Linked DNA regions of Homo sapiens: region 1 is linked to region 2. The links are chromatin loops, found by intact Hi-C in ENCODE. Cell type or tissue: GM12878. All regions are shown on one strand. Each heading gives the region's core, and the rest is flanking DNA. Links, peaks and the distances in the headings are about the cores only.

The links. Hi-C counts contacts between places; a loop is a spot of excess contacts. Peaks named below come from ENCODE experiments on the same cell type or tissue, not always from the same donor. Only the 100,000 strongest peaks of a DNase experiment are listed, where the experiment ranks them.
Region 1: it touches region 2 in a loop (11-fold over the local background); 18 of 110 quality-filtered maps call a loop at or near these places.

Annotation. Positions count from the first base shown.
Region 1 is chr13:45,618,611-45,629,096 of GRCh38, reverse strand. No RefSeq gene overlaps it. Among named protein-coding and RNA genes, the nearest start is that of ERICH6B, 8.1 kb to the right of the region's middle. In GM12878, for the core only: a CTCF peak has its summit at 5,408 (motif pointing left); a DNase peak (open chromatin) is centred at 5,376.
Region 2 is chr13:45,714,288-45,724,773 of GRCh38, reverse strand. It overlaps CBY2 (chibby family member 2), which reads right to left. Exons shown (of 3, transcript NM_152719.3): 3 at 10,215-10,486. The coding sequence ends at 10,402. Among named protein-coding and RNA genes, the nearest start is that of CBY2, 17 kb to the right of the region's middle. In GM12878, for the core only: a CTCF peak has its summit at 6,501 (motif pointing right); a DNase peak (open chromatin) is centred at 6,567; H3K27ac peaks cover 188 bases.

The DNA of each region.
Region 1 (10,486 bases), core at 3,875-6,374, 95 kb after region 2:
GTGAGAGTGTAGACAAATGGAGCGGCCAGATTCCACGGAGCCTTCCGTTTATCCCTGCCTTGAGAACACTGCCCTCAGATCCATGCTCACACCCTGCAATGAACCTGCCCTCAATTTAGAAGCACTCTGCTTATGCCTCACAGACCTTACATCCAAAAGCAGCCTGAGCTAACTGGCAGCTCATATCATCTTTTTATTACAGCAAAGCTTTGCCTTGAGATGCAAAATGTTTCTTGATTCCTAAAAGACAATGTTCTCTTTGCTCAGTGTGGCCAGGGGAGAAAAGCTTTGAAAAATTCTTTCAATCCCTGGATACAGTTAAATCTGATCATCCTTAAATGCTGATGATACAAAGTTTACCTCTACCCCAAATCACTATACGAGCAGAGAACAAGAAACCCTGCGGCAAATAAGTGCACCATAAGAGGTTCCTTCCATCAGTTTCCAGGGAGATTCTCCAACGGGATCCAGGAAGAACTGTAAAGAAGGCTTGCTACCAATTGCCACCAGCATTGGGGCAGCTCAGGATTTTCCTTGGAAGCTATGGGGTCATCTATGTCTAAGAAGGGGCTTGGTCCATCCAGGGTGGTAGCAGAGGGCTCTTGGGCTGGGACAACCGCTGAGCTTGCTTCAGACCAGACATCCCCCGAGTTTGCTTCCAGAGAAGCAGTGTTCTTGTGGTTGGCATTTATCTGCCTTGTTCAAGGGACTCAGTCAGTGACCCCCACAGTAGGGTGCTTGACTGAAGCTCAGTCCCTCCAATCCACAAGGAACATATTGTGCTTGGCTCCCTACAAAGGCACATACAGCTTGTGAGTGTCACAAATGCAAGCTGATCACCCTGCTAAAAATAAGGTAAAGGAACTTGAAGCACACCTCTTTACCCTTTAGCTTATTAAGAGATTTAAATTTTCTAGGCAGGATATAACACAAGAAGGAAAAAAAAACTTCTATATGAGCCACCACGTACAGCAGAATTAGATCTGCTGTACAACCAAAGAGAGAGATCCACATGGTGTTTGATTTCTTTCTCTTTGTTTTTCTTTTTAACTATTCAGGGATTATTTTTTTCTTATGACACTCTCAAATGTGGTTAAGGGCTCTGTACAGTAAAGCCAAGATAGCAATGTGCTGATCTGTTTGTTCTTCTTATATTTCTGGGCCTGTAGATAATCCCTAGCCTCGGTTACCCTGGGGTACAACTTCTTATGGCTGGATGAGGCAAAGAGCTTGAAGACACATAAGGGAACTATTCATCCTGGAGGGTGTTCTTTCATTCTTCAATTACAGAAGGACCAAAGGAAGCACTGCCCTGGGGGAGGAAACACTGACTATCAATATATGAAAAGACAGGATTTTCAAAAACTAGTTTGCCCCTGTTGTTCTTTAGAAAAAAGTTATCTGAGTTTCTATTGTCAGAGCCATTCATTCTTAAAATGAGAAGATGGAAATCCAAATGAGACTAAGAATTGAGAAGCCTTACCACTAAGCAGGACATGATGCACAGAACCTAGTACGAGTAAGACCCTGATAAGGGTTAAAGCAAGCCCCCTGTCCCATCCCCGTGCCTGGGCTCTAAAAGAAGATAAAGGTAGTACCCTGCTTTGTAAAGAAAAAAGGTGCCCCTGGCAACTTTAGAGTATTCTACCAAACTGTAATATCTGGACCAATGTTAAAATGGATTTTCCCCAAGTCTGTTTGCAGTCATTGGAACAATATGAGGTAAAGAGAAGCCATCAGCTTGGTTTTGTGAAAAATAAATTGCTATCAGCCTAACCTCATTTGGCTCCACAGTGTAACAGGCAGATGCTAGAAAGCAATAGATGTTATCTCTGGAAACTTCAGTTAGGCTCTGGGGTCTCTTATTACTACCAGCAACCTAAGGAATTGGCCTTTGAATGAGTCATTTCGAGGCCAGTGGCTGAAGAGGAGAGAAAGCCTGGCTTTGGAAATGAAGGAGCAACAGAAGGCAGGAAGAGAAGTGAGGTCAGCTCACTTCCCCCTTGATTCAGGGGTAGGCAAACACCAGACCTAGCTCAAAGTGCACCCAGGAACTCAGGGTGGGAGTGCTGCCTGTGGAAATCAGCAGAATTTCTCTGAGCTCCAGGGAGTAACTCTATTTGGTATCCTTCTGTTTGTCCCCTTTGATTCTATTGCTTTTCACTGCTTCCTCTTTACCAGGTTTTAAAAATGCTCTGCCAAAGTCAATGCTGAGAAAAGAAACAACAACAAAAGTTAATCTGCTTTTGAAACTCTTTTCTAATGTAGAGGAACATATCTCTATTCAGTGCTGGTGGCACCTCACGGTGGCTTTTGTTTCGTCCTGGCAATGAAAACCGTTTTACTTAGTCTTACTTTTCTGAACTTCAGCCTAACTAATGAATGTTTTAAAAATTCTATTCTGAGTTGTAAATGAGTCTTGAGTAAGGTTTGGTAATAAGAAAGGTTAAATAAACTCTTGACTAAGATTAAAAAGTGAGAATACATTTGTACTGTTATTGGTAAACCATAACCTTTGTTAAAGGTTATTAAACTCCTATTGGAAACCTTTGGAACTGCTAAAACGTTATTAAACTCCTATTGGAAACTTTTGCCATTTGTCCTAGTTTGACAGATGTTTGCCTAGTTATCACATTCCCACTGGGAATGGTCCCAGTTCATGCCTATTGTCTGAGCAAAATTATTCATATCTTCACTGCCATAAGGGTCCCAGGCTGGATGACAAATCTTATACTCACCCCAGCCGTAAATCACAAGGAAAGCTTCTTTCCCATCGACCTCCCCTCCCCTAATAACCTTCTACTCCTTTCTAGCCCATTGCTTTTTTTTAGTTATATCATAGATCATTAATAACGTATTATTTATATATATAAATATATATATATCTCCCACTTATATCCAGAAGAAATTAAAATGGCTTGCAATGCATTCACTTGACAAATATTTATAGGAAACCTAAAAGGTCCATGAATACTACCTGAGGATATACCTATGCACGAAGCTGTTCAAATGAAAGTTAAAAGGAAAGGGAGGGTAATAAAAACCACAGAGAGCTGGGTGCAGTGGCATGTACTTGTAGTCCCAGCTACTTGGGAGGTTGAGGCTGGAGGATCACTTGAGCCCAGCAGTTCAGGGCTGTGGTGCACTATGATCACACCTGTGAATAGCCACCACACTCCAGCGTGGATGACACAGTGAAACTCCATCGCCAAAGAAAAACCCATCCACCATATAAAGGAAGAAGATGACTAAGCTAGAGACCATGGACAAAACCATAATTCTAATTCCTCCTATATTTGACTTTGAGCTTCCTAGTAGTAAAACCAAAAATAAATTACAAAATGTATCACATCAATTATATTTCCTGAGGACATGCAGCTTTAACATGAAATATCTTTTTTCTCCTGACACTAAATTCCATGAGAATTTAATTATACATTCGATAAATATGTATTGAGAACCTACTATGTCTCAGGCACTGTTCTAAGTAGGTTTTGGAATACAGAAGTGAACAAAACAGAACAGATAAAAATCCCTACCTCCAGGGAGCTCACGTTCCAGTCGGACAAGACAGACAATAAATAGAATACATCATGGGTCAGAGAGTGTAAGTGCTGTAGAAAAAAAGTAAAGCTGGATGGGAGAAAAGAGAGAGCTCAGAGAGGGGCTGCAGTTTTCATACAGCCTCCTATATACAGTTTCAATACATGGGGTTTAGGAAACCCCCCATTGAGAAGGTGACATTTGAGGAGAGTCGCAGAGGGGAAGAGGCAGCAGTTGTGTGGATATCTAGGGAAGAGTCTTCCAGACAGAAGGAAAAGCAAGTGCCCAGGCCCAGAGATGGGGGCACAGGAGACCAGTGTGGCTTGGCAACATGAATCAGGAACAGATGATGAGGACATCAAGTCAGGGGTGGGGCAGGGAAGGACGGGAAGTGGAGACCTTGGGGATTTTCCTCCCAAGAAGATGGAAAGTCACGGGAAGATTTTGAGTGGAGAAGTGTTAGCACCAGACGCATTTTAAAGGATGGTTCTGGCTGCTATGTTGAGCATGGATGTAGGGGAACAAAGGGCAGAAGCAGAGGGGTCAGTTAGGAAACTTGTGACAGGTCCCAGTCCAGAGAAGGTAATGAGAAACCATTCGATTCTGGACTGTGCTCGAGGCAACAGGGCTTGATAATAGGTTGCACGTGCGGAGAGAGAGAAAGAGGACTCGAGATGGTTGTGGGTTGCTTGGTCTGAGCAGTGGAGCTGCTGTTTACTGAATAACAAAGACTGAAGGAGAAGCAGATCATTGGGGGAAGATCAGGAGTTCAGTTTGGGCCCCATTAGATGTGATATGCCTACAGGACATCCAAGTAGAAATGTCAAGTCGAGCAGGTGGTTAGATATAAATCTGGGGTTCTTGTGAATCCTTACACTAAAAACATGGAATTGTAAGGTGGATGGCTTTAACAGATCTTTTTGCCGAAAGTATAGAAACATTTGTTTTAAGACCATTTTTATATTAGCCTGCAATAAAAATCAAGGGCATACTCTTCAATCATAGCTAAGTAAAGGCATTTCTGGAAGCAGCCAAGCTAGTATAGTAAATGTCCTGAAAGATGTTGCCTTCGGGAATCTAACTTGGAACAAGCGTAGAGCTTACTGAACCTGAAGGAATGGGCAGTTCACATGGACCTCAGGCCTGTCTCTTGCAATTGTGATTTCAAATTTGCCTTTGGCAAGGATGAACTCTTTGTATGCGTTCTCTGGGGTAGATGGTCAAATAGCAGGACCAACTTTTTTTTTATGAAAGCAAAAGAGTCTGATAAATTCTCACCCAGATCAAAGTCCATCTCACCCTTACTTGAAGGCAGGTCACTGGGATACCTGAAAGACCTATCAGAATTTTTCTTTAAAAGGAGCCATGAATTTACTCAGATGTCAGGCAAACCCAAAGCTGAGACCCTAGAATGATCAGCTGGTGTTTAGCAACAATTTGGAATTATTCAAATTAAGATTTGGTGTTTCCCTGGCGAAAGGATGGATCTCAAAAGGTAGCTTACACAGACAGATAAAAGGTAATTCTTTCCCCAGCCAAATAATAAAAGAATCTATAGTTCCTCCAGGCCACATCAGTCTAGAGAAAGAAAAATGTGCAACTGTCGGAAATGTAGCATAATATCAGCAACATAAATGGGGACACTTACATCACTGTTCAGTTTCACCTTGAGAGCATAAAAATCACAACTTTTTAAAATTTTTTGAAAACAGAAATTTAGTCTGTTTTGCTTAGCTTGTATCTATAACACCTCCTAGAACAATGCTACCACAAAGTAGGTGTTCAATAAAATATCGACATAGTAATCAATCTATCAACAAAAAAAAAATTTAAAAACAAAACTTAAGAGCACCATCTTGTGGAAGACCTTATCATGACAACAACCAAGACTCCAGTCACCAGCGAGTGGACATGGAAGTGTCTGTGTGACAGGGATTTAGGTCCAATGGACTGTTGGAAGTGATGGGCTAGGAAAGTTGTCCTGAAGCTGTGTTTGCACAACAAATACACTTTTTAGATTCAGGTGAGGTCGATAAAGATTATAGGGGGCTATAGAAGTTTCCCCAAGCCAGCCCTTGGCATTGCCCCGAGTATAATTGAGAGGTGTAGCTTTCAAAAGTAGTCTTTGACAAGTTTCTCATCCCCATCACCAGCAAAGCTTGTTGTCATAACCCAGCCTCAAATTCTTCCTTTGTGCTCAAGAGATCCTTGGGGTGTGGTCTAAAGAGTTCTTTGGACACTTCATAGGACCTCTGTCTTCCTGTTCCTCCTACATTCCTCCCCATACCCTCTGATACTGGTATGGACTTGGCCTCTCTTCTGTTTTCTCCAACTTTCTCCACATCAGGAGGAGGAGGGGGAAAGTCAGAGATCATCATCTGGTCACCTTCCACTTGCTTAGCTCCTATGGGATCACCAAGCAGAGCAGCCTTGGGTTCTCTGTGTCCCACATCTCTTCCACTGAACTTCCCTTTTTTGGAAGCATTCCCACCCCCCTCCCAAGATCCTGGCACAGGTCACCAAGAAACAATGTTTAAAAACCCACTAACATATACCTGGTAGGTGCAGGGTACTCATGATTCTTCAGGTTTTGTGAACACCTGGAGCTTATACAATTTGATGGACCCTCTTCAAGAAAAATAATATAAAATCATAAGTATGAATTTAGTTGCAAAAGTGAATATTTATTTAGAATGGGAAAAGAAACTGCAGGGATTCCCAAGCAAGTAGGCCAAATAGGAACAGCTCTGGTCTGCAGCTCCCATCAAGACCAACGCAGAAGGTGGGTGATTTCTGCATTTCCAACTGAGATACCTGGTTCATCTCATTGGTTATACAGTGGATGCAGCCCACGGAGGGCAAGCCGAAGCAGGGTGTGGCATCACCTCAACTGGGAAGCACAAGGGGTCAGGGAACTCCCTCCCCTAGCCAAGGGAAGCCCTGAGGGACTGTGCCGTGAGGAACAGTGCATTCTGGCCCAGATACTATGCTTTTCCCACGGTCTTCACAATCCACAGATCAGAAAATTCCCTCAGGTGCCTACACCACCAGGACCCTGGGTTTCAAGCACAAAACTGGGCTGCCGTTTGGAAAGACACCAAGCTAGCTGCAGGAGGTTTTTTTCATAACCCAGTGGCACCTGGAATGCCAGCAAGAGAGAACCATTCACTGCCCTGGAAAGGGGGCTGAAGCCAGGGAGCCAAGTGGTCTAGCTCAGAGGATCCCACCCCCATGGAGCTCAGCAAGCTAAGATCCATTGGCTTGAAATCCTCGCTGCCAGCACAGCAGTCTGAAGTCAACCTGGGATGCTGGAGCTTGGTCGGGGGAGGGGCATCCACTATTACTGAGGCTTGAGTAGGCAGGTTTTCCCCTCAGAATGTAAACAAAGCCACCTTGAAGTTCAGACTGGGAGGAGCCCACCACAGCACCACAAAGCTGCTGTAGCCAAACTTCCTCTCTAGATTCCTCCTCTCTGGGCAGGGCATCTCTGAAAGAAAGGCGGCAGCCCCAGTCAGGGGCTTATAGACAAAACTCTTGTCTTCCTGGGAGAGAGCACCTGGAGGAAGGGGCGGCTGTGGGCGCAGCTGCAGCAAACTTAAACGTTCCTGCCTGCCGGCTCTGAAAAGAGCAGCGGATCTTGCAGCACAGCACTCGAGCTCTGCAAAGGGACAGACTCCCTCCTCAAGTGGGTCCCTGACCCCCATGCCTCCTGACAGGGAGACACCTCCCAGCAGAGGTTGACAGACACCTCACACAGGAGAGCTCCAGCTGCCATCTGGCAGGTGCCTCTCTGGGACGAAGCTTCCAGAGATAGGAGCAAGCAGCAACCTTTGCTGTTCTGCAGCCTCCACTGATAATACCCAGACAAACAGAGCCCAGACTGGACCTCCAGCAAACTCCAGCAGACCTGCAGAGGAGGGGCCTGACTGTTAGAAGCAAAACTAACAAACAGAAAGCAATAGCATCAACATCAACAAAAAGGACATCCACACAAAAACTCAATCCGAAAGTCACCAACAGAGAAGACCAAAGGTAGATAAATCCACAAAGATGAGGAAAAACCAGGGCAAAAATGCTGAAAATTCCAGAAATTAGAATGCTTCTTCTCATCCAAGTTGTGATCCAAGAATCACAACTCCTTGCCAGCCAGGGAACAAAACTGGACAGAGAATGAGTTTGACAAATTGACAGAGGTAGGCTTCAGAAGGTAGGTAATAACAAACTCCTCCGAGCTAAAGAAGCATGTTCTAACCCAATGCAAGGAAGCTAAGAACCTTGATAAAAGTTAGAGGAATTGCTAACTAGAATAACCAGTTTAAAGAAGAACATAAATGATCTGATGGAGCTGAAAAACATACCATGAGAACTTCGTGAAGCATACACAAGTATCAACAGGCAAATCAATCAAGCAGAAGAAATTATATCAGAGATTGAAGATCAACTTAATGAAATAAAGCATGAAGACAAGTTTAGAGAAAAAAGAATGAAAAGGAACAAACAAAGCTTCCAAGAAATATGGGATTATGTGAAAAGTCCAAACCTACGTTTGATTGGTGTCCCTGAAAACGATGGGGAGATTGGAACCAAGTTGGAAAACACACCTTAGGATATTATCTAGGAGAACTTCCCCAACCTAGAAAGACAAGCCAACATTCAAATTCAGGAAACCACAAAGATACTCCTCGAGAAGAGCAACCCCAAGACACCTAATCATCAGATTCACCAAAGTTGAAATGAAGGAAAAAATGTTAAGGACAGCCAGAGAGAAAGGTCAGGTTACCTACAAAGGGAAGCCCATCAGACTAACAGCTGATCTCTCTGCAGAAACCCTACAAGCCAGAAGAGAGTGGGGGCCAATATTCAACATTCTTAAAGAAAATAATTTTCAACCCAGAATTTCATATCCAGCCAAACTAAGCTTCATAAGTGAAGGAAAAATAAGATCCTTCACAGACAAGCAAATGCTGAGGGATTTTGTCACCACCAAGCCTCCCTCACAAGAGCCCCTGAAGGAAGCACTAAATATGGAAAACAAAAACTGGTACCAGCCACTGCACAAACATACCAAAATGTAAAGACTATCAACACTATGAAGAAAATGCATCAAAAAATGGGCAAAATAACCAGCTAGCATCACAATGACAGGATCAGATTCACACATAACAATATTAACCTTAAATGTAAATGGGCTAAATCCTCCAATTTAAAGGCCCAGACTGGCAAATCGGATGAAGAGTCAAGACCCATTGGTGTGCTGTATTCAGGAGACCCATCTCACATTCAAAGAACACACATAGGCTCAAAATAAAGCGATGGAGGAAGATTTACCAAGCAAATGGACAGCAAAAAAAAAAAAAAAAAAAAACAAGGGTTGCAGTCCTAGTCTGTGATAAAACAGATTTTAAACCAACAAAGATCAAAAAAGACAAAGAAGGGCATTCATTACATAATGGTAAAGGGATCAATGCAACAAGAAGAGCTAACTATCTTAAATATATATGCACCAAATACAGGAGCACCCAGATTCACAAAGCAAGTTCTTAGAGACCTACAAAGAGACTTAGACTCCCACACAATAATAGTGGGAGACATTAACACACAACTGTCAATATTAGATCAACCAGACAGAAAATTAACAGAGACATTTAGGACTTAAACTCAGGTCTGGACCAAGCAGACCTAATAGACATCTACAGAACTCTCCACTCCAAATCAACAGAATATGCATTCCTCTCAGCACTACATAGCATTTACTCTAAAATCAACCACATAATTGGAAGCAAAACACTCTGCAGCAAATGCAAAAGAACGGAAATCATAACAAACAGTCTCTCAGACCACAGTGCAATCAAACTAGAACTGAGGATGAAGAAACTCACTCAAAACCGCACAACTGCATGGAAAGTGAACAACCTGCTCCTGAATAACTACTGGATAAATGACAAAATAAGGGCAAAAATAAATAAGTTCTTTGAAACCAATGAGAACAAAGACACAACATACCAAAATCTCTGGGACATAGCTAAAGCAGTGTTTTGAGATAAAATTTAGAGCACTAAATGCCCACAGGAGAAAGCAGGAAAGATCTAACATCGACACCCTAACATCAAAATTAAAAGAATTAGAGAAGCAAGAGCAAACAAATACAAAAGCTAGCAGAAGACAAGAAATAACTAAGATCAGAGCAGAACTGAAGGAGATAGAGATACGAAAAACCCTTCAAAAAAAATCAGTGAATCCAGGAGCTGATTTTTTGAAAAGATTAACAAAATAGATAGACCACTATCCAGACCAGTAAAGAAGAAAAGAAAGAAGAATCAAACGGACACAATAAATGGGAGATCACCACTGATCCCACAGAAATACAAACTACCATCAGAGAATACTATAAACACCTCTACACAAATAAACTAGAAAATCTAGAAGAAATGGATAAATTCCTGGACACATACACCCTCCCAAGACTAAATCAGGAAGAAGTCGAACGCTGGAATAGACCAACAACAGGTTCTGAAATTGAGGCAGTAATTAATAGCCTACCAACCAGAAAAAGCCCAGGACCACATGGATTCACAGCCGAATTCTACCAAAGGTACAAAGATGAGCTGGTACCATTCCTTCTGAAACTATTCCAAACAATAGAAAAGAAAAGCCTCCTCCCTAACACATTTTATGAGGCCAGCATCATCCTGATACCAAAACCTGCCAGAGATACAACAAAAAAAGACAATTTCAGCCCAATATCCCTGATGAACATCAATGTGAAAATCCTCAATAAAATACTGGCAAACCGAATCCAGCAGCACATTAAAAAGCTTATCTACTACAATCAAGTCAGCTTCATCCCTCGGATGCAAGGCTGGTTCAACCTATGCAAGTCAATAAACGTAATCCATCACATAAACAGAACCAATGAAAAAAAACAAATGATTATCTCAATAGA
Region 2 (10,486 bases), core at 4,979-7,478:
TAAAGACTGCTGAGAGTTAGAACAACTATATCTGTTCTTGATGATATTGACTTCAATATTCCAATATTTTGGACCTAAAGCCTCATCACCCAGTACTGGTACACAATTTAAATCAGACCCCCTTAGCAAAGGTCATGGAAGCATGGGGTTTTTAGCATCATAACTGTCCTCAATGTTTTTCCTGGAGTTTCTTATTTACTGACCACCTACTATATGCCAGGTACTGTGCTGGGCAAAGGAATTTCTAGGTGATTAACTTTGTCCCCAAGGAACTGTCAGGCTGGACGAAGGAACAAATATATAAAACTACTTCTTGATAATATGGTGAATGATCAGTTAGAAGAACACTTATGATTAGTATGGGAAGAAGAGGGGGGTGGCAAAGCACGAAAAAGGGCCCTTGGCCTAACCTTGCATTTCCAGGAAAGCTTACTGAAACTGATCATTGTTGAACTGAGACTTGAAGGAATAAGAATTGCAAAACACAAAAATGTTCCAGATACAGAGAATTGTATGGGCATATAATGATTTCCAGGGGGCTAGATGTGGTTCCACGTTACTACCTACAAGGCAGGGAGGAGCAGAAGATAGAGCTGGTGAGAGGAGAGTGGTCTGAGCAGCTTGAATTTTATTCTATAAGCCTTTTTTTTTACATCATAGTACATGTAGTGAATTTATCTGTGTGGAATATGGGGGTAAATCAATAAGGCTGCTCACAGCTTGGCCACCCTTGGAGCTAAAGGGATCAATATTCCTGCATATCTATAATCCAGCCCAGCACACTGGTGAGCAAGCTCTGCTAAAAGAAATAAAGAGCCACTAAAAGCTTGAAAGGAGACTTATAACATAGTGTCACAGTGTATTTTAAATTGCTCATCACTCTGGCTGCAGTGTGGAAAATTGATTTACTTAAGATTTAACCACGATTGTTTAGGCACCGAAGAGGCCTGAACTGGGCCAGCAGTCAGACAGAAAAAGGGACAAGTTCAAGAAACAATGAGCAGGTAAAATTGGCCAAACTTGGTAATTTAACACCCTCAGGAAATAAGAAAACAGAGTCCAGGGCAGCTCTCTGCTTTCTGGGCTAGGTATTGAATTAATATATAAATTTAGAAACCCATTTTGTCCAAAAGATTGAGATCTTTCCCCATTTATCACACCACACATATTGAACTAGAGAGCGGTTTCTTTGTTGTTATTGTTTTGTTTTTAAAGGCTTCCTGCTTCTGACAAGCAAAGAAAACACTGAAGGCTACTGGTATCTTCTCTTCTCTCCCAAAGTCCTATTTGAATGCTAGAGCCAACATTCTTAGAGAAACAATGAGAGAAAGAAAGGACTGAGGGAGGGAGGAAAATCGATCAATCTGGTTTGCTGTGTGACAGCCTGATACTAAAGTCTCCTTCGTTTGGGGCCCCCTTGTCATCTGTTGGATGCTTCAGCACTGCAAGGAGCCTTCCTCAGCATAAGTAGCTCCTTTGCCCCTTTTCTTTCCAAGGCATCAGATCCCAAGATAATCGTGTAGGTCTCAATTCTTTCAAATGACCTTAAAATAAACAAAGCCTCACCACCTGAGCAATATTGGTTACATCACCCCATAGCTCTAGGGAGCAGCTTTCTGAATAGTTCTAAATCAACGGAGCTTTAGATACCCCAATGGGAACCATAGTATTTCCTGACAGATGCAGAAAAAAATTCAGAAGACCACCTTGGCACATCTACAATGAGCACATCAGGGCCTGGCTGTCTTATGTTCCTGTCGCCTGATCTCAAATGACACTAGCCAATTCTGGATGCCCCAGGAACTGCACAAAAATTCTTCTTCTAAAAAATAAACTTAAGAGGCATCACAACAAATGAAATGCATGGATCTTGTTTGGATCAGACAGATGCTGGGAGAAATTTTATTCTGCTCTGGGTATTAGATGATATTCAGGACCTTCAGTTAATTTGGACAGGTGTGATGATAACATGGTGATTATATAAAAAATCGAAACAAAATGCCTTTCAGTGGTACCTACTGAAACATTTATAGGTGATGTATAGAATTTGCTTTTTTTAAAACAACAACAACAAAAAACTTGACTGAAAAAAAAATGTTGGGGAAATAAAGATTAGCCATCAGTTGACCTGTGGAAGCTACATAATGAAGGTGTAGGGGCTTATTTATTTATTTATTTATTTTTTGAGAGGGAGTGTCATTCTGTCACCCAGGCTGGAGTGCAGTGGCATGATCTGGGCTCACTGCAAGCTCTGCCTCCCAGGTTCATGCCATTCTCCTGCCTCAGCCTCCCAAGTAGCTGGGACTACAGGTGCCCGCTGCCACGCCCAGCTAATTTTTTTTGTATTTTTAGTAGAGATGGGGTTTCACCATGTTAGCCAGGATGGTCTCAATCTCCTGACCTCACGATCCACCCGCCTCAGCCTCCCAAAGTGCTGGGATTACAGGCATAAGCCACCGCGCCCAGCCAGGGGCTCATTTTACTATTAGGTTGATGCAAATGTAATTGTGGGTTTGGCCATTGAAAGTAATGGCAAAAATCACAATTATTTTTGTACCAACCTTATCTATTTATCTAATGTATATACACCTATGTGTTCATGAGAGATTTCCATCATAAAACTTTGTTCTACTTCTACTTCATCCACTGACTTCACCTGTTAGATTTGCATTCTCGGCACCATGTTAAGCCAATAATGCATTTTAGGAATGGATTGAAGCTGGGTAAAAGGGACATTCTTTACCAAATCATTGACCCTGTTGAAGGAAAATAATAATCATAGCTACCATTATTAGTGTTTATTACATTCCAGGGGCTGAGCTAATCATTTTATATACATTAATTCATTCAACCCTCACAATGAATCTGTGTTTAAGCATGTAAAGAGGAGCCCAGAGACTGACTCCAGACAGTTCTTTCAGGAACCACAAAAAATCACTCTATTTTAACAAACTGAAAAATCCTCAAAAGTCTCTGAGGCAATTTTCCATGAATTTCTGTAATTTTTATCTATATTCTTAAATATATACAGAAAAATATGATTATGATGATAATAACAGCTAATATTTACTGCGTACTTACAGTGTAGTAGGCTCTGTTCTAAGCATTTTCCATGTGTCTCACTTGAGTCTCACAACAATCTAGACGGTAGTATGGTAGATTAAATGCACTGATGGTCCCAATCAATGGCTTCCCTGTCTGTATCCATGTCCTTTCCAGCTCCTGCCATCAACAGGTGGAAGGTATTTCACATCCTTTGAATTGGGGTAGTATTGTGAGTTGCTTTCACCTGTAGAATGCGGTCAGCAGGAGTAAGGATGAATCAGTTCCAAGCCTAGGATTCAAGAGGCCTTGCACACAGCTGCTTTCTCTCTTAGACCCTTGCCTCTGCCCTGAGACCTGGCCTGAAGTAATTTGCAGGAGGATGAGAGACCGCATGTAGCAGAACCAAGGGGTCCTAATTGTCAGCCAACCGCCAGAAGCAGAGCCACCTAGCAAACTGCCAGCTGACCACAGGTGCATGAGGGAGCCCATCCAAGACCTGAACAGCACAGTTGAGCCCAGACTAATTTGCAAACTGCAGAACTGTGAGCAAAATCAATGGTTATTTCAAACCATCAAGTTTTGAATGGGTTTGTAATGCAATAGTAGATACCTGATATAAGAGGGTACTGTTATTTTCTTCATTTGATTGATGAACCAACACAGAAAGGTGAAATGACTTACCCAAGGTGACGTAGTAAGCAGTGGAGCTAAGACCCATCTCCAGAAGCCTGACCCTGAAGTCCTTGCTGCCAGTTCAAACTTGTTCAGTAGATGATCTCTACTAAAGGTAAGGATCAGGGTGAGAGGTTATCAGTTTTTGACACCCAGCAGCACAATCATGTCCAGGGTGGATTCATTACAACCATCTAGCAAGTGAAGTATCCCAATCTGTCTTAGGTATGGCTGCTGTAACAATATACCATAGACTGGGTGGCTTGAACAACAAAAGTTTATTTTCTCACAGTTTTGGAGGCTGGGAAGTCTAAGATTAGCATGACAGTATGATCGGGTTCTGGTGAAGGCCTTTCTGGTTCGCAGACAGCTGCCTTCTGTGTCCTCACGTGGCAGGGAGAGAGCGAGAGCAAACACTAATACCATCATGAGGGTCCCTCCCTCATAACCGCATCTAAATCAAATTATCTTCCAAAGGCCTCATCTCCAGATATTATCACCCTGTGGATTAGGGCTTAACATGAATTTGGGGAAGACAAAATTCAGTCCATGGCACCATCTGTCTTCAGTTCTCCAAGTACATCTCCCTCAAAGCTCTGCCTGCCCTTCCCAGGAGGAGGAATCTTTATCCTCTTTGGATATAACTTCCATGAGATAGGGATGACATTTGGTTAAGTTATGTTGACTTGTAAAGGAGCCCAGTGGGGGTCCTGAGAAGCAGTGATATGATAACAATTCAGGAGGTCAGAAGAATATTAAGTAGCATCTACATTTAAGACAGAAACTCATCATAAAGTTTTGTTTTATTCTAAAGATAACGGAAAGTGAGAAATTTTAAGTAAGGAAATAACATGATTACATTCACACATTTAAGAAAACCAGTATGGTTGCAACATGGAAAATTGGCTAGAAGTAACACTGGAGACATATCAATTCAGAGTTGCAGCAATCACCCAGAAGACAACAGTGGCTAGACGGGGATTGAGCCCATGGAAATAGAAAGAAGTAGAAGGGTTCAAGGTCCATAAAGGAGATAGGATCAACAGTTATCTGGTGATTGGTTGATTAAAGGAGAGGAAAAAGGTGAAAACCATCAAATCATAGCCCCATATAAAGTAACTAACAACCAAGAAACTCTCTTCCATCCCACAGCACCCCTGAGTGACATCTGACCAATTGCTGGAAAAAGGTTTGGACTTAATGTTCCCACCGAGTGAGGATTTCCAATGAAGAGTTCCAAATCATCCTATCTGCAAAGAATAAAGGCAAGCTTAGAAAGAAAATGTCATAAATTAGCCACTTGTCCTGACAGCATTAAAAATAATCTGTCACCTGCTTCTAAGTTTGTTCTCAGTTACAAAGACCATTGTTTGAGTGAACAAAGAGGGTAAGGAATCTGGAAATAACTGTTTACCTGAAGAAACTGATAAGTGCTCAGATTGGAGAAGACCAGCATGCAAATGAGGAAGGGGGTGGGCATCTCCAAGCACAAGCATTCTGTCTGCTGCAAAAGGACCAGGAGACCAACTCGGGCTCAATATTATGAATGGAAAGAAAGCTGATTCCCAGCAGCTGTTCTTGGTATATCCAGAATATTCTAAAAATGACATGGCTCCCCAGTAAAAGATGTTTCTCATTATGAATCAGAAATTCAATATGGAGGACAATATGCTGACAGAGACTAAGGAGGATTTTGGAGTCTCGACTTCCTCTATCAGATACATTGTGTCAGTTTACCCTCCTTTCAGCTGCTTCCTGCTCTGCCCAGCTTAACACTGGACTCCAGCAAGCATTGACAACATGCAGACTGAGGTCACCCTATTTTATGGAAATTCCTCAGAAAGGGAAGAGTTCAAGAATGGAATCTGAGACATGCAGAAACCAACAGGATTTCCTTCAGAGTTGTTTTGATTCTGTTTCCTATTGTTGGCACTCTGCTAAGCTCTGGATGACCATCCTTGCATAAATGATTTCCCTATTGAAATTTCCTCCCCAAACTAATTCTGGAGATTCCATTAACTAGTGTTAACAGAAAAACCACACTCTGTAAAATATTTAAAGAGGTTTATTCTGAGCCAATATAAGTGACCACAGCCAGGGAACAGTCTCAAGAGGTCCTGAGAAAGTGTGCCCAAGGCAGTCGGGTTACAATTTGGGTTTTATGCATTTTAGGGAGACAGAAATTATAGGTAAAATCATAAATCAATACGTGGAAGGTATACATCCCATATACACCTGGCAGGGGGGTGTGACGTGAAAGGTAGGATGGGAGTGATGCTTACAGGTCACAAGTGGATTCAAAGATTTTCTGATTGGCAACTGGTTGAAAAAGTTATGCTTTGTCTAAATTCAAATCAGTAGAAAGAATGCTTGCGTTAAGGAGGTATTGTGAAGACCAAGGTTTTTATTATGTACGTGAAGCTTCCGGTAGCAGACTTCAGCAAGAATAGATAATAAATGTCTCTTTTCAGACCTTAAAGGTGTCAGGTTATCATTTAATCTCTCCTAGATCTGGGAAAGACCTAGAAAGGGAAGGCCTAGTTGCATTAATGAGAATTCTCTGTAGATGCAAATTCTCCCTCCTCCCCTCAAGAGACAGTTTTTCAGGCCATTTCAAAATATGCCAAAGAAATATATTTTGGGGTAAAATATTTTTATTTCTTTTGGGGTCTGCTGTCATATGATGCTATGCCAGAAGGTTGGAACTTGGTATCTTACTGCCACAAAGCGTCTGTGTTGTCGGTCTTGCGATCTCTATTCAATGTTAATGCTGGTCAGTTCTGCCTAAACTCCAAAAGGGGGCAGTATTATGAGGCACATCTGACCTCCCTTCCCATCGTGGCTAGAAATTCAGTTTTTCAGGTTCCTCTCAGGTCTCCTTAGCCAAGAAGGGGAGGCCTATTCAGTCGGCTGGGGGGCTTAGGATTTTATTTTTGTTGTACACTAGCTAGTTGTTTTAGGTTGTGAATGTTCCTCTTTATTTGACCTGATCCACAACTTAGGGCACCAGATAGACCTATTAACAGGATTCAGCCAATTCAGCAGGAGGGTTTAATCCAGCAACCAAGAAAGCCAGTCAAGTCAAGGGCCAAATGGAAGAAGACAGGAAAAGCTGAATGTTTAGAATGAAGCCAAGACCTGCCCTGCAAGAGGAAACAACTTTGGTTCCTAGAGAAGGACTTAAGGTTAGACCAGGAGGCAGACAAAGAAAAAGCTGCGAAAGGAACCTAGATGCTTAAAGGATACTCTCCTTGAAGAATGAAATTTCATTCTGTTCCACAAGGTTAGATCCTGCTGGATTGCTAGCTAATCTATGACAGATTGCATTACACAATGAAACATTGTTTTGAAGTAAATCTCCCCCACTCCATAAAAATGATATTTTATGGCTCGTCTTGCTAATTTTTCACCCATTTAGATTCTGCCTGACAGAAAAAGTTGACACTGTTAAATAGTATAATGTTCTCTGAGTTCTGTCAGCTTGTGAGAAAACATCCAACTGCTGTTATATACATTAATCCAAGTTAAATATTTGTAACACAAACATGGGGAGTGTGCCTTTTGTCTTCTGTCTAGAATCACATAAATCAATTTGGTTTCATCAAAAAAACAAAAAGAACCCTACACTCCAGGGTTATTATACTGACTTAGACAAATTATGGTACATCATTATGCCCTGAATGATTAATTTACCAAATATAGGAGGGCAAAAAACAGCAAAGGGCCAGAGGCCTATCAAAAACAACTTCCCATTTTTCAGATTTTGGTGGCCACAGGGGATAAGTGATTTAGCCTTTGTGTAGACATCGGTCACCTTCTGCCCTGTATGAAAATCAGGTGTGTAGTCAGCGAGAGGAAATACTCCTGTCATTTTGTTCTCCCTCCTTTGGAATTTCTGATGCTATTTTGAGTAAGACTTGACAAGTTCCTAAATCTGAGAAACAGACACCAAAACAATTTTTTTTTTTGAGACTCTGTCACCTAGGCTGGAGTGCAGTGGTGTGATCTCAGCTCACCACAGCCTCAACCTCCTTGGCTCAAGAGATCCTCCCACCTCTGCCTCCCGAGTAGCTGGGACTACAGGCACATGCCACAGTGCCCAGCTAATTTTTATATATTTTTTGTAGAGACGGGGTTTCACCATGTTGCCCCGGCTGGTCTCAAATTCCTGGGATCAAGTAATCCGCCCACCTCAGCCTCCCAAAGTGCTGGAATTACAGGTGTGAACCACCACTCCTGGCCCCAAAGCCACTTTTAAACTTAATTTTCAGAGACCAGAGTTACTTGGCAATCTGGTCTCATAGAAGGAATTTGAGATCTGCAGTCATTTGGTCTACACTGAATTCCCTGTTTGGCTCTTATTAGCTCGCTAACCTCTGCAAATCCCTTGGAGTTCCTGTTTCCATATCTGTGGAAGAAATGATACTGCCTTCCTTACAGGGCTCTGAGGATTACTGGAGGTCATATCAAGTGAAAAGTGGTGTGCAAAGAGTTCTGTGGGTGCGGGTGACTGCCTTTGGCTTGTTCAAGTCTCAGAAATTTAGCCAGCATGAACAGTGGATGAGGAGTGAGGATATTCCAGTCTCAAACTCTTGTCTGTCTCAATACAAAGATCAGTTTTCCATCAGCAAAATGGGTAAACTTCTTTCCTTAACATGTGACTACTCACTTATTTTCATTACTAGTGAATGCAGCATTACATTGAGAATCAGAAGGCTTAACTATCCTACTACAGTGATTCCTAAACTTTGCTACATATTGGAATCACCTGGGGAGCTTTTACATGCACCACTGCCCAGTCACAGCCAATATCAATTAAATCATAATGTCTAAGCTGGGGTCCAGGTGTCAATACTTGTCAAAGACCCTCAGGTGATTCCACTATACAGCAAAGTTTAGGAACCACTGACCAACTCCCTTTTATAGTCACCTAGGAGTACCTTTCAATTTCTTGACTCTAAAGTATGTCCAACTTTGAAATGGGCATTGAAGCCCAGGACAACAAATCTTGAGCCTCTGCACCTGCCCCCAGTAAGCCTGACAGCCAACCACCCTCATCTCTTGCAGCCAACTGGTAAGTGTGAACCATGAGTAAGTAGAGGGAATCCGAGGGTAGGGAAGTGAGCCTGGGGTTGGGGAGAGCACAGGGCACTCCTTCCCAAACTGGGTGAATAACAGAGAAAACACAGAAAAAGATTTCAAGATCACATCAAATTGGGTAATTAGGGGTTCATCCAGGATAAGCAGATTACTTCACTGTAGGACTTGTTAGGACCTTTAAGTCAGAGTATGATTATGAATCTGCCCGAGGGGATTCTAGCAGCATTTCCTCATGCAAACCTTTATTTTTCTCAGTGTATTTCTAGGACTTGTGTTTCAATCAATGGTACTTGGAGAAACCTATAGTAGTGTTGAAATTTGTCCCCCAGGGGACATTCAGCAATGTCTGGAGACATACTTGGTTGTCACAGCTGGGAGCCAGGTGGCTGTTACTGGCATTGAGTGGGTAGAGGCCAGGGATGCTGGTAAACATTGTGCAATGCACAGGACAGACCCCAGCACAGACTTATCCAGCCCCGAATAATAAAGGCACAATCGAAAAGCCCTGGCTTAGGGTGATCTCTTCCCCCATAGACCTACCCCCACCCCCATAGCCTCAGAAATTGGAGATGATGAGGGAGCAAGAAGGATAGGAGAAAGAGAAGAGGAGGAAGAAAAAACTAAGGAAAAAAAGGAAGAACTGAAGGAGAAAAACAGAGACAATAATGAAGGCAGAGGTAAAGAAGAGACCAGGGGAAAAGAGAGAAGAAGCCAGATTCATAATTGTCTTGAGAGCAACCAAGATGTTCTTTAGTAGATGAAAGGATAAACTGTGATCTATCCAGACAATGGAATTTTATTCAGTGCTAAAAAGAAATGAGCAGTCTCTGAATCTATGAAAAGACATGGAGGAAACTTAAATGCATATCCAAGTGAAAGAAGCCAACCTGAAAAGGCTCCACACTTGGCGATTCCAACTATATGACATTCTGAAAAAAGCAAAACTATGAAGACTGTAAAAAAGATCAGTGGTGGCCAGAGGCTGGAGGGGGAGGGAGGGATGAACAGGCAGAGCACAGAGGATTTTTAGCGCAATGAAAATACTCTATATGGTACTACATATACTCTATAATACTCTATATGGTACTACAATGGTGGCTACATGTCACTATGCATTTGATCAAACCCACAGAATGTACAACACCAGCAGCAAACCCTAATACAAACTTACGGACTTTGGAATAATTATGTGTCAATGTAGGTTCAAAGACTGTCACTAGTGTACCTCTCTGGAGGGATGGTGATAATGCGGGAGATTATGCATTTGTGGGACGGGAGTCTATGGGAACTCCCTGTACTTTCTGCTCAGTTTAGCTGTGAACCCAAAACTGCTCTAAAATATTGTCTATCTTTTATTAAAAGAAAGAAAGAAAGAAAGAAAGAAAAAGGCAGCATGCTGGTGTCAACTGGCCCCAGCCTCCTCACACCTTTATTAAAACTCTGAGTTTAGGAAGGCTGCTAACGCTGCTTTTCAATAGGTACGAACTGGCTGGGGAAGGCGAGGACGACAAAGGAAGGCAGGGGATTCTCTTTTGCCCAGTGTTCGGTGTCCCAAACTCGGCGTCCCGGTGCAAGGCCGAGGCCTCAGACCCTGCTAGGCTTCTTGGGGTCCTGGCTCCTGGCCGGCATGAAGGCGTAGAGCTCCTCGATGAGCATTTCCATGCGCGCG